2 separate regions of the Homo sapiens genome follow, and region 2 is linked to region 1. Evidence: read pairs that join two places in POLR2A ChIA-PET (ENCODE). Cell type or tissue: OCI-LY7. All regions are shown on one strand. Links, peaks and the distances in the headings refer to the core of each region. The heading gives the core; the rest is flanking DNA. Region 1 overlaps TXLNA (taxilin alpha). Region 2 overlaps LCK (LCK proto-oncogene, Src family tyrosine kinase).

Evidence for each region. ChIA-PET counts read pairs that join two places held together with the same protein. Peaks named below come from ENCODE experiments on the same cell type or tissue, not always from the same donor. Only the 100,000 strongest peaks of a DNase experiment are listed, where the experiment ranks them.
Region 2: POLR2A ChIA-PET joins it to region 1 with 6 read pairs; 8 of 35 experiments call an interaction of 5 or more read pairs at or near these places.

What each region holds. Positions count from the first base shown.
Region 1 is chr1:32,183,930-32,188,321 of GRCh38, forward strand. It overlaps TXLNA (taxilin alpha), which reads left to right. Exons shown (of 11, transcript NM_175852.4): 4 at 596-687; 5 at 4,025-4,195. Among named protein-coding and RNA genes, the nearest start is that of TXLNA, 6.5 kb to the left of the region's middle. In OCI-LY7, for the core only: no CTCF peak of the experiment used is centred there; a DNase peak (open chromatin) is centred at 2,302; H3K27ac peaks cover 1,104 bases.
Region 2 is chr1:32,261,363-32,265,754 of GRCh38, forward strand. All of the region lies in intron 1 of LCK (LCK proto-oncogene, Src family tyrosine kinase), which reads left to right. Among named protein-coding and RNA genes, the nearest start is that of LCK, 12 kb to the left of the region's middle. RefSeq lists a silencer at 3,533-3,832. In OCI-LY7, for the core only: no CTCF peak of the experiment used is centred there; DNase peaks (open chromatin) are centred at 2,579, 3,719 and 4,139; H3K4me3 peaks cover 1,893 bases; H3K27ac peaks cover 4,000 bases.

The sequences.
Region 1 (4,392 bases), core at 207-4,206:
ATGGGGTTTCACCATGTTAGGATGGTCTCGATCTCTTGACCTCGTGATCCGCCTGCCTCGGCCTCCCAAAGTGCTGGGATTACAGGCATGAGCCACCTTGCCTGGCCGAAAGTATCTTCATTTTAAAGTTCACTGTTTGGCTACTCTGTTGACAAGAGTTTAGTATTTCTCAAGGAGGCTAAGATACCTATTCCTTTTTGGATCCTACCTCTATCAGGAGGGTGGGCCTTCCTTGCATTGAAACAGTATGAAACAGTAGCCCTGAATTCATAAGTGGGACACCTTTCTTCTATTGGTAGAGCAGGCAGTTTTTTTCTCCTGCCAATGGTGCCTACTAAGGAGATTTCACTAGGGTACAGTCGTTCATTTGATAAGCATTTGTTGAGCATATCCTCTGTGATGGTACTATGGACAGTACTGGGGCTATAGTGAGGGCAGGATTGAGTTGGTCCTTATGGCAAGGAAGGCAGCTAATCAACAAGCAAAATATAAAGTATGATGGGGAGGGCTGTCTTCAGCACTCATGAGTGTGAGCCCAGGCCTGGAGGGGACACCTGGAGAAGAGGGTGCATGTCTTTGCTCCTGTGCTTTTCAGGGAAGGAGATCACGTTGCTGATGCAGACATTGAATACTCTGAGTACCCCAGAGGAGAAGCTGGCTGCTCTGTGCAAGAAGTATGCTGAACTGGTCAGTTCCCCCCTCCGCGGGCACCTTCCCTGCGTTGGGAAAATCAGCATGCCACCTGGTGTAAGGTTGGGGGTGCAGAGTCAAGTAGGTGGCTTAATTCCTGTTCAGCTTTTCTCTGAACTATCTGTTAAATGGGGAATCACTTCCAGCCAGCCTCTTCAGGGCTGTGCAGCAAGAGGAGAAACTGCATATTCCTTGAAAGAAATTTCTCAAAGAATGATTCCAAGGTGGTAGAGCCCTTGTTCCTGGCCTGAGTCCAAGACACCTTGTGATCTTGATGCTTCTTCCTCAAATACAGATGCATAGAGCCATTATCACAGTTAATAAAACTAACACTAGTCACTTGATACTTTTTCCTTTTACTCCAGAGCAGTCTTCTTGTCACTGCCTCCTCATATTCCCCATGACATTGACTTTTAACAGAAACTAGACTAGCTGTCTTGTAGGATGCCCCCTTCTAGCTTTGTCATCTCTGTGGTATCATTTTACTTCTTTACCTCCTGGTACATGTAAGTGAAGTAGAAGTTAGCTCTAAAGCTTGATCCAATTCAGCTTCAACTTTTTGACAAGAATTCTTCATAAGTACTTCATGTTCCATCACAATAAATGCAAAGCATGCTCTTCCCACTTTGTTGTAACATTGTTCAGTGGGTTGGGGGTGGGGCAGCCAGATTCTTCCATCATCAGGTCCCTTGTCAGAATTTGAACTAACAGATTTATCCATTGATGGTCACAGCCTGTGTATGTATGTATGTATGTATGTATGTATGTATTTATTTATTTATTTATTTTTTGAGACGGGGTCTTGCTCTGTCGCCCAGGCTGGGGTGCAGTGGCACGATCTCGGCTCGCTGCAAGCTCCGCCTTCTGGGTTCATGCCATTCTCCTGCCTCAGCCTCCCGAGTAGCTGGGTCTACAGGCGCCCGCCACCATGCTAGGCTATTTTTTTTTTTTTTTTTTTTTTTAGTAGAGACGGGGTTTCACCGTGTTAGCCAGGATGGTCTCGATCTCTTGACCTCGTGATCCGCCCGCCTCGGCCTCCCAAAGTGCTGGGATTACAGGCTTGAGCCACCACGCCTGGCCTATTTATTTATTTATTCAGAGTCAGAGTCTCGCTCTGTCACCAGGCTGGAGTGCAGTGGCGCGATCTCGGCTCATTGCAACCTCCACCTCCCAGGTTCAAGCGAGTCTCCTGCCTCAGCCTCCCGAGTAGCTGGGATTACAGGTGCATGTCACCATGCCTGGCTAAATTTTGTATGTTTTAGTAGAGACAGAGTTTCAGTATGTTGGCCAGGATGGTCTTGATCTCTTGGCCTCGTGATCCGCCCGTCTCAGCCTCCCAAAGTGCTGGGATTACAGGTGTGAGCCACTGTGCCTGGCCTCTAAGTATTTATTTTAAAATTAATTCATTCCACACACATTTATTAATATTTTCCTGTAAGGAACTTTACTCATCTTTAAAATGGGGAATGTCATACCTGCCTAATGACATTCTTGTAAGGATTAAATAAAAGGTATAAGGAAGATAAGCACCCTTTTGGAGTGATCCAGCCAGGGGAAAATTGCTGATGCAAGAGAGGAAATGAGTTGCTAGAGTGGTGTTGTGAGTAGAGGAGGGGAGCTGAGGCCTGCCCAAGAAGGGGGCTTGGCTGTGGTAACCACATGGCTAGGTCTGTGTGACTGGAGGAGAGGACGGGGCAGGTGGACTGGTAGATGTGCAGCTTGTGCCCCTGATTCTCTAGTTTCTTCTGTGTTTTGAGATTTGATGAGAACGATGAAATAGTTGTCTGGAAGGAGAGGAGTGTGAATAGCATATGCATTGTATTGGGATTGCTGGTCTTCCTGAAATTGGTGGCCATGAATTTAAAGTGAGACTCTTCAAGTAGGGTTGTTATAGTACTGGTGTAAAGCAGGAAGGTGCTTTACTAGGGTTGCAGTACTACTGGGGAAGGGCCAAGAGAGTTGAGGGTGTAAGAAATCCAAGCCAGGTAATGTAGTTATTTTAAAGGAGAGTGGAAGGATGGTTGAGTCAATGGATTGGAGGTCCTATAGGGTAAGAGACTTTCTGAGGATCACAGATACTGATTGGAATGAGCTAAAAAGATAGGTGATGGTAGTCCTGGACTGGGATGCTGGAAATTGAGATAGTGGGTGTGCTCTCTGGTAGTGACAAAGTCTAGATCTGCGCTGTCCAAGATAAATTCGTCTCTAGCTAATTGACATGTGGCCAGTTTGAATTTGAACATGCTATAAATGTAAGATACACATCAGCTTTTGAAGACTTAAGCAAAAACAAAGAATATAAAACATCTTTTTGTGAGAGAGTGTCTCAGTCACCCAGGCTGGAGTGCAGTGGCGTGATGTCCTGCTTCCAGGTTCAAACGATTCTCCTGCCTCACAGCCTCCTGAGTAACTGAGATTACAGGCGCATGCCACCAAACTGGCTACTTTTTTGTATTTTTTTTTTAGTAGAAACGGTTTCACCATGTTGGCCAGGCTGGTCTTGAACTCCTGACCTCAAGTGATCTGCCTGCCTCAGCCTCCCAAAGTGCTGGGATTACAGGCATGAGCCACCACTCCCGGCCTCACTTTTTTACATTGATTCCGTGTTGAAATTGTAATGTTTTGGATATTAGGTTAAATACATATATTACTAAAATTAATTTCACCTGTTTTTTACTTTTTTAGTGCGGCCAGTAGAATATTTTTAATTACTTATGTGGTTTGCATTATATTTCTGTTGTACAGGCCTGGATAGGGTCATGGGAGGGGAACTGAGCTGGGGAAAGGAGTGGGTTTGTGGAAGAGGTGATGGACTGTGAGGCCAGGGAGTTAGAAGGATTATCTGTTGATACTGAAGTGGCCACAAATGAGAAAAGTAATTGTGTTGGGGAGAGCGCTGATGAACGCAGCGCTAACGTTTTGAAGGAATGCGAGGGAGCGATGGGGGTCTGTCTGTTAATAGGCACAAGGTACGGTAGCAGGTGGTCTCATCCTCGGGCATGAGTGTCCAGCAAGTTGGGGAAATGCAACAGCTTGAAGTGGCTCTAGTGGCCCAGAGTCAGAGCTGGAATAGGAATTGGCATCTGCTGGCTGTGTGGCCCCTGCTTGCCCTAGTGAGTTACCATTTCTCTGTCCCTACGGTGGAGCCTTTGGGGTTATTGTGAGTTCATGGGAGGAGCGTGTAAGCACCGGCACAGCATCAGCCCATGAGAGTGCTCCTGGCCTGAGAGGGTAAGGGTCAGGGCAGCTCAGGAGACCCTAGACCTGCATAGTGATCCCCCCACCAGGAAGGCCCCACAAGATGCTCACCTGCCCTCCCTATCCCTGTCCCCAGCTGGAGGAGCACCGGAATTCACAGAAGCAGATGAAGCTCCTACAGAAAAAGCAGAGCCAGCTGGTGCAAGAGAAGGACCACCTGCGCGGTGAGCACAGCAAGGCCGTCCTGGCCCGCAGCAAGCTTGAGAGCCTATGCCGTGAGCTGCAGCGGCACAACCGCTCCCTCAAGGTAGGCCTGGGCCCCCTGGAACAGGTGACTCTGGTTTCCTTGACTTCCACTTAATGTTTCTTTCATGGGCTTTCCTCTTAAAAAGTAGTGCAGGCTAGGGCCAGGCGCAGTGGCACACATAAGTGATTAAAAATCTTCTGGCCACTAAAAAACAGAAATTAATTTTAGTAATATACTTAACCCAATATCCAAAACAT
Region 2 (4,392 bases), core at 205-4,204, 77 kb after region 1:
GGCCGGGCATGGTGGTGGCTCAAGCCTGTAATCCCAGCACTTTGGGAGGCCGAGGTGGGCGGATCACGAAGTCAGGAGTTCAAGACCAGCCTAGCCAACATAGTGAAACCCCGTCTCTACTAAAAATACAAAAATTAGCTGGGCCTGGTGGAACGTGACTGTAATCCCAGCTACTTGGGAGGCTGAGGCAGGATAATCACTTGAACCTGGGAGTTGGAGGTTGCAGTGAGCCGAGATCGTGCCACTGCTCCCTAGCCTGGGCGACACAGTGAGACTCTGTCCTCTGTCTCAAAAAAAAAAAAAAAAAAAGGGCCAGGTGTGGTGGCTTACACCTGTAATCTCAGCACTTTGGAGGCCGAGGTGGGCAGATCATGAGGTCAGGAGTTTAAGACCAGCCTGACCAACATGGTGAAACCCCGTCTCTACTAAAAATACAAAAATTAGCCGGGCATACTAGGCGCATGCCTCCAATCCCAGCTACTCCGGAGGCTGAGGCAGGAGAATCGCTTGAACCTGGGAGGCAGAGGTTGCAGTGAACCGAGATCACACCATTGCACTCCAGCCTGGGCAACAGAACTAGACTCTGTCAGAAAAAAAAAAAAAAAAAAAAAAAGAGATTCTCCTGCCTCAGCCTCCCAAGTAGCTCAAGTAGCTGGGACTACAGTCACGTGCCACCACACCCAGATAATCTTTGTATTTTTAGTAGAGATGGGGTTTCACCATGTTGGCCAGGCTGGTCTCAAAATCCAGACCTCAAGTGATTCACCTGCCTCGGCCTCCCAAAGTGCTGGGGTTACAGGTGTGAGCCACGGCCCCCGGTAGCCGGACGCCGGCCACTAATTATATAGCTGAGCATGGTCGGGTGCCGTGGCTCACACCTGTAATCCCAGCACTTTGGGAAGCCGAGGCAGGTGAATCACTTGAGGACTGGATTTTGAGACCAGCCTGGCCAACATGGTGAAACCCCATCTCTGCTAAAAATACAAAAATCAGCTGGGTGTGGTGGTGCGTGCCTATAATCCCAGCTACTTGGGAGGCTGTGGCAGGAGAATCTCTTTTTCTTTTCTTTTTTTTTTTTTTGATGGAGTCTAGTTCTGTCACCCAGGCTTGAGTGCAATGGCGCGATCTCGGCTCACTGCAACCTCTGTCTCCTGGGTTCAAGCGATTCTCCTGCCTCAGCCTCCTGAGTAGCTGGGATTACAAGCATGCGCCTAGTACACCTGGCTAATTTTTGTATTTTTAGTAGAGACGGGGTTTCACCATGTTGGTCAGGCTGCTCTCGAACTCCTGGGCTCAAGGAGTCCTACTGCCTCAGCCTCCCAAAGTGCTGGGATTACAGGCGTGAGTCACCATGCCCAGACTCCTTCTGGTCTTAGTTTGATAAAGATTGCTGAGTAGCCAACATGATCTAACCAGGTTAATAAATGAGGTCAGTAAAAAGAAAATCAAAATTAAAGCTTAATATAAATTTCTCATTGTCTGAAAGAAAGAAGTGGAGGAAGGGAGAAAAAAAAAAAAAAAAAAACAGATGAAAGGAATCCCCAGGGCTCCCAGAACCAGCAATGAGGGCAGATTCTGGGGTGAATGAAACAGGACATTCTTTTCTCCCAATTTAGGAATCCAAGGTCACGAGTAAGAATTTCATAGATTCGAGGCTGCCTCTGACTAGGGCATGTAATGTTCTCAGTCAAACTTAAGGCTGCCCGTGGTCCACAGAACATTTTGTGATGATTATAAAAAGGCCACAGGCCAGGTCTGGTGACTCATGCCTGTCATCCCAGCACTTTGGGAAGCGGAGGTGGGCAGGCCACTTGAGGTTGGGAGTTCGAGACCAACCTGGCCAACATGGTGAAACCCTGTCTCTACTAAAAATAATAAAAATTAGCGGGCATGGTGGTGCATGCCTGTAATCTCAGCTACTTGGGAGGCTCAAACAGGAGAAATTGCTTGAACCCAGGATGTGGAGGTTGCAGTCAGCTGCGATTGTGCCACTGCACTCCAGCCTGGGGGACAGAGGAAGACTCCGTCTCAAAATAAATAAAATAAATAAATAAATAAATAAATAAATAAATAAATAAATAAATAAAAATTAGACTGGGCATGGTGGCCCATGCCTGCCATCCCAACACTTTCGGAGTCTGAGGTGGGAGGACTGCTTGAGCCCATGAGTTTGAGACCAGCCTGGGCAACATGGTGAAACCTTGTCACTGCAAAAAAGTAAAAATAAAAGGCTGGGCATGGTGGCTTATGCCTGTAATCCCAGCACTTTGGGAGGCCAAGGTGGCAGGTTAGTAATCCCAGCACTTTGGGAGGCCAAGGTGGCAGGTTACTTGAGCCCAGGAGTTCAAGACCAGACTGGCCAACATGGTGAAACCCCATCATTACAAAAAACACAAAAATTAGTCAGGCTTGGTGGCATGGGCCTGCAGTCCCCACTACTCAGGAGGCTGAGGTAAGAGGATCCCTTGAGCACAGGAGGCAGGAGTTTGCAGTGAGCTGAGACAGTGCCACTGCACTGCACTCCAGCCTGTGCGACAGAGCAAGACCCTGTTTAAAAAAAAAAAAAGAAGAAGACCGGAAGGATGGGGTATACCCACATTTTGTATAAACAGATGTATGCCTATATGACTTCACAATTACATAGGGACGGTCGCTGCTATTCATAGTCTCATTCTGTTATATATCCCTCTGCACACACAGACTCCTGCAAACCCACAGATATGCACCCATAAGCACAGGGCTCACTGCATATGTTTTCATATGCACAGACTTGCATTCAACAGGCAGGTAAATATATACCCAGAAACGTGCATTCCAGGTAGAGGGGGGATTGTCTTGAAGAGAAAAGCCTTTGTTAACAGCACAGTGGTCAAATTTTTGATGGGAAATGGACCCTACCCTGTCAGACCTGCCTTCCTGCCTCACATTCTCCTAGACCTCTCAGCCCTCCCCCTCCACCCTTAGACTTTCCAGGGAGTGAAAAGTAGAGGAGAGGATCTTGATAAAGGATGTAGGAGCCAAGCCAGGCATATGCCAGCAATCCCAGCTATTTGGGAGGCTGAGGTGGGAGAAGCGCTTGAGCCCAGGAGTTAGAGACCAGCCTGGGCAACGTAGTGAGACCTCGTCTAAAAAAAAAAGGATGTAAGGTTTTGATATGAGTTTTGCATCTGCCAGGAACCCTCAGTGTATTATTGGGACAATCACTGAACCTCTCCTTTTCCCCAGTTTTAAAATGAGGCTGATGAACTGTATTTGTGTTTCCTAAACTCTTGTGAAGACAAAGTGTCTTTTACCATTCCCTGTTCTACACTCCCTCTTCCCCACATGGATCTCATGATTTTAAAGTTTTTACCTACTAAGCTACCTCATTTAGATGCAAATTTTCTTATTTTCAAGTTAAAAAAATTTTTCTTTTAATAGAGAAAGGGTCTCACCACGTTGCCCAGGCTGGTCTCAAACTCCGGGGCTCAATCGATCCTCTCTCCTCAGCCTCCCAAAGTGCTGGGATTACAGGTGTGAGTCACTGCACCTGGCCTCAAGTTTACATTTTAATCAAAGATTTGGCTGGGCACAGTGGCTCTCGCTTGTAATCTCAGCACTTTGGGAGGCCGAGGCAGGTGGATCACCTGAGGTCAGGAGTTCAAGACCAGCTTGGGCAACATGGTGAAACCTCATCTCTACTAAAAATAGAGAGATTAGCTGGGCGTGGCGGCACGTGCCTGTAATCCCAGCTGCTCGGGAGGCTGAGGCACGGAGGTTGCAGTGAGCCAAGATTGCGCCACTGCACTCCAGCCTGGGTGACAGAGTGAGACTTTGTCTCAAAAAAAAAAAAAAATGTAATCAGCGATTTAATTAAGTATGCAATGAAGAAATAAATAATACAATTTGTCAAAACAAGAAACAAAGTATAGTGGAATTTCCTTTCAGATTTTTGAAATATTAAAATAACCTAAAGGCCTCCCCGGCACTAGCCTGGGACTTCCTGGGAGCATGTAAACTTCAGGCTGGGAGCCTCTGACTACAAACATTTCTGGCATTGCCAGATCCTATGGACTTACGATTGCTGCCAGGCCCTATCCTCCAAAGCTCACATGCTTATAGAGGGCAGGAACTGCCACCTGTAGCTGGGGGGCCATAGAGGAAACAGTAGAGGCCAGATACCCTGCAAAGCTAGAGTTCCTCTGATCTTAATTTAACATAGGCTGACTTTTTCTCACTTTTTGCCCAGTCTTAAGTCGGGGATTTTCTGGCCCAGATTCAGTCCAGAATCTAGGACCTGCCTTGCATGCTTTCCTGGATCCTAGCCCAAGGCCTTGTGATTCCTTTTCCCTCCCCACCTGACCCCAGCCTGGACCAGGTACCAGCTTCCAGCCCCATGATCTCCAACCTAGA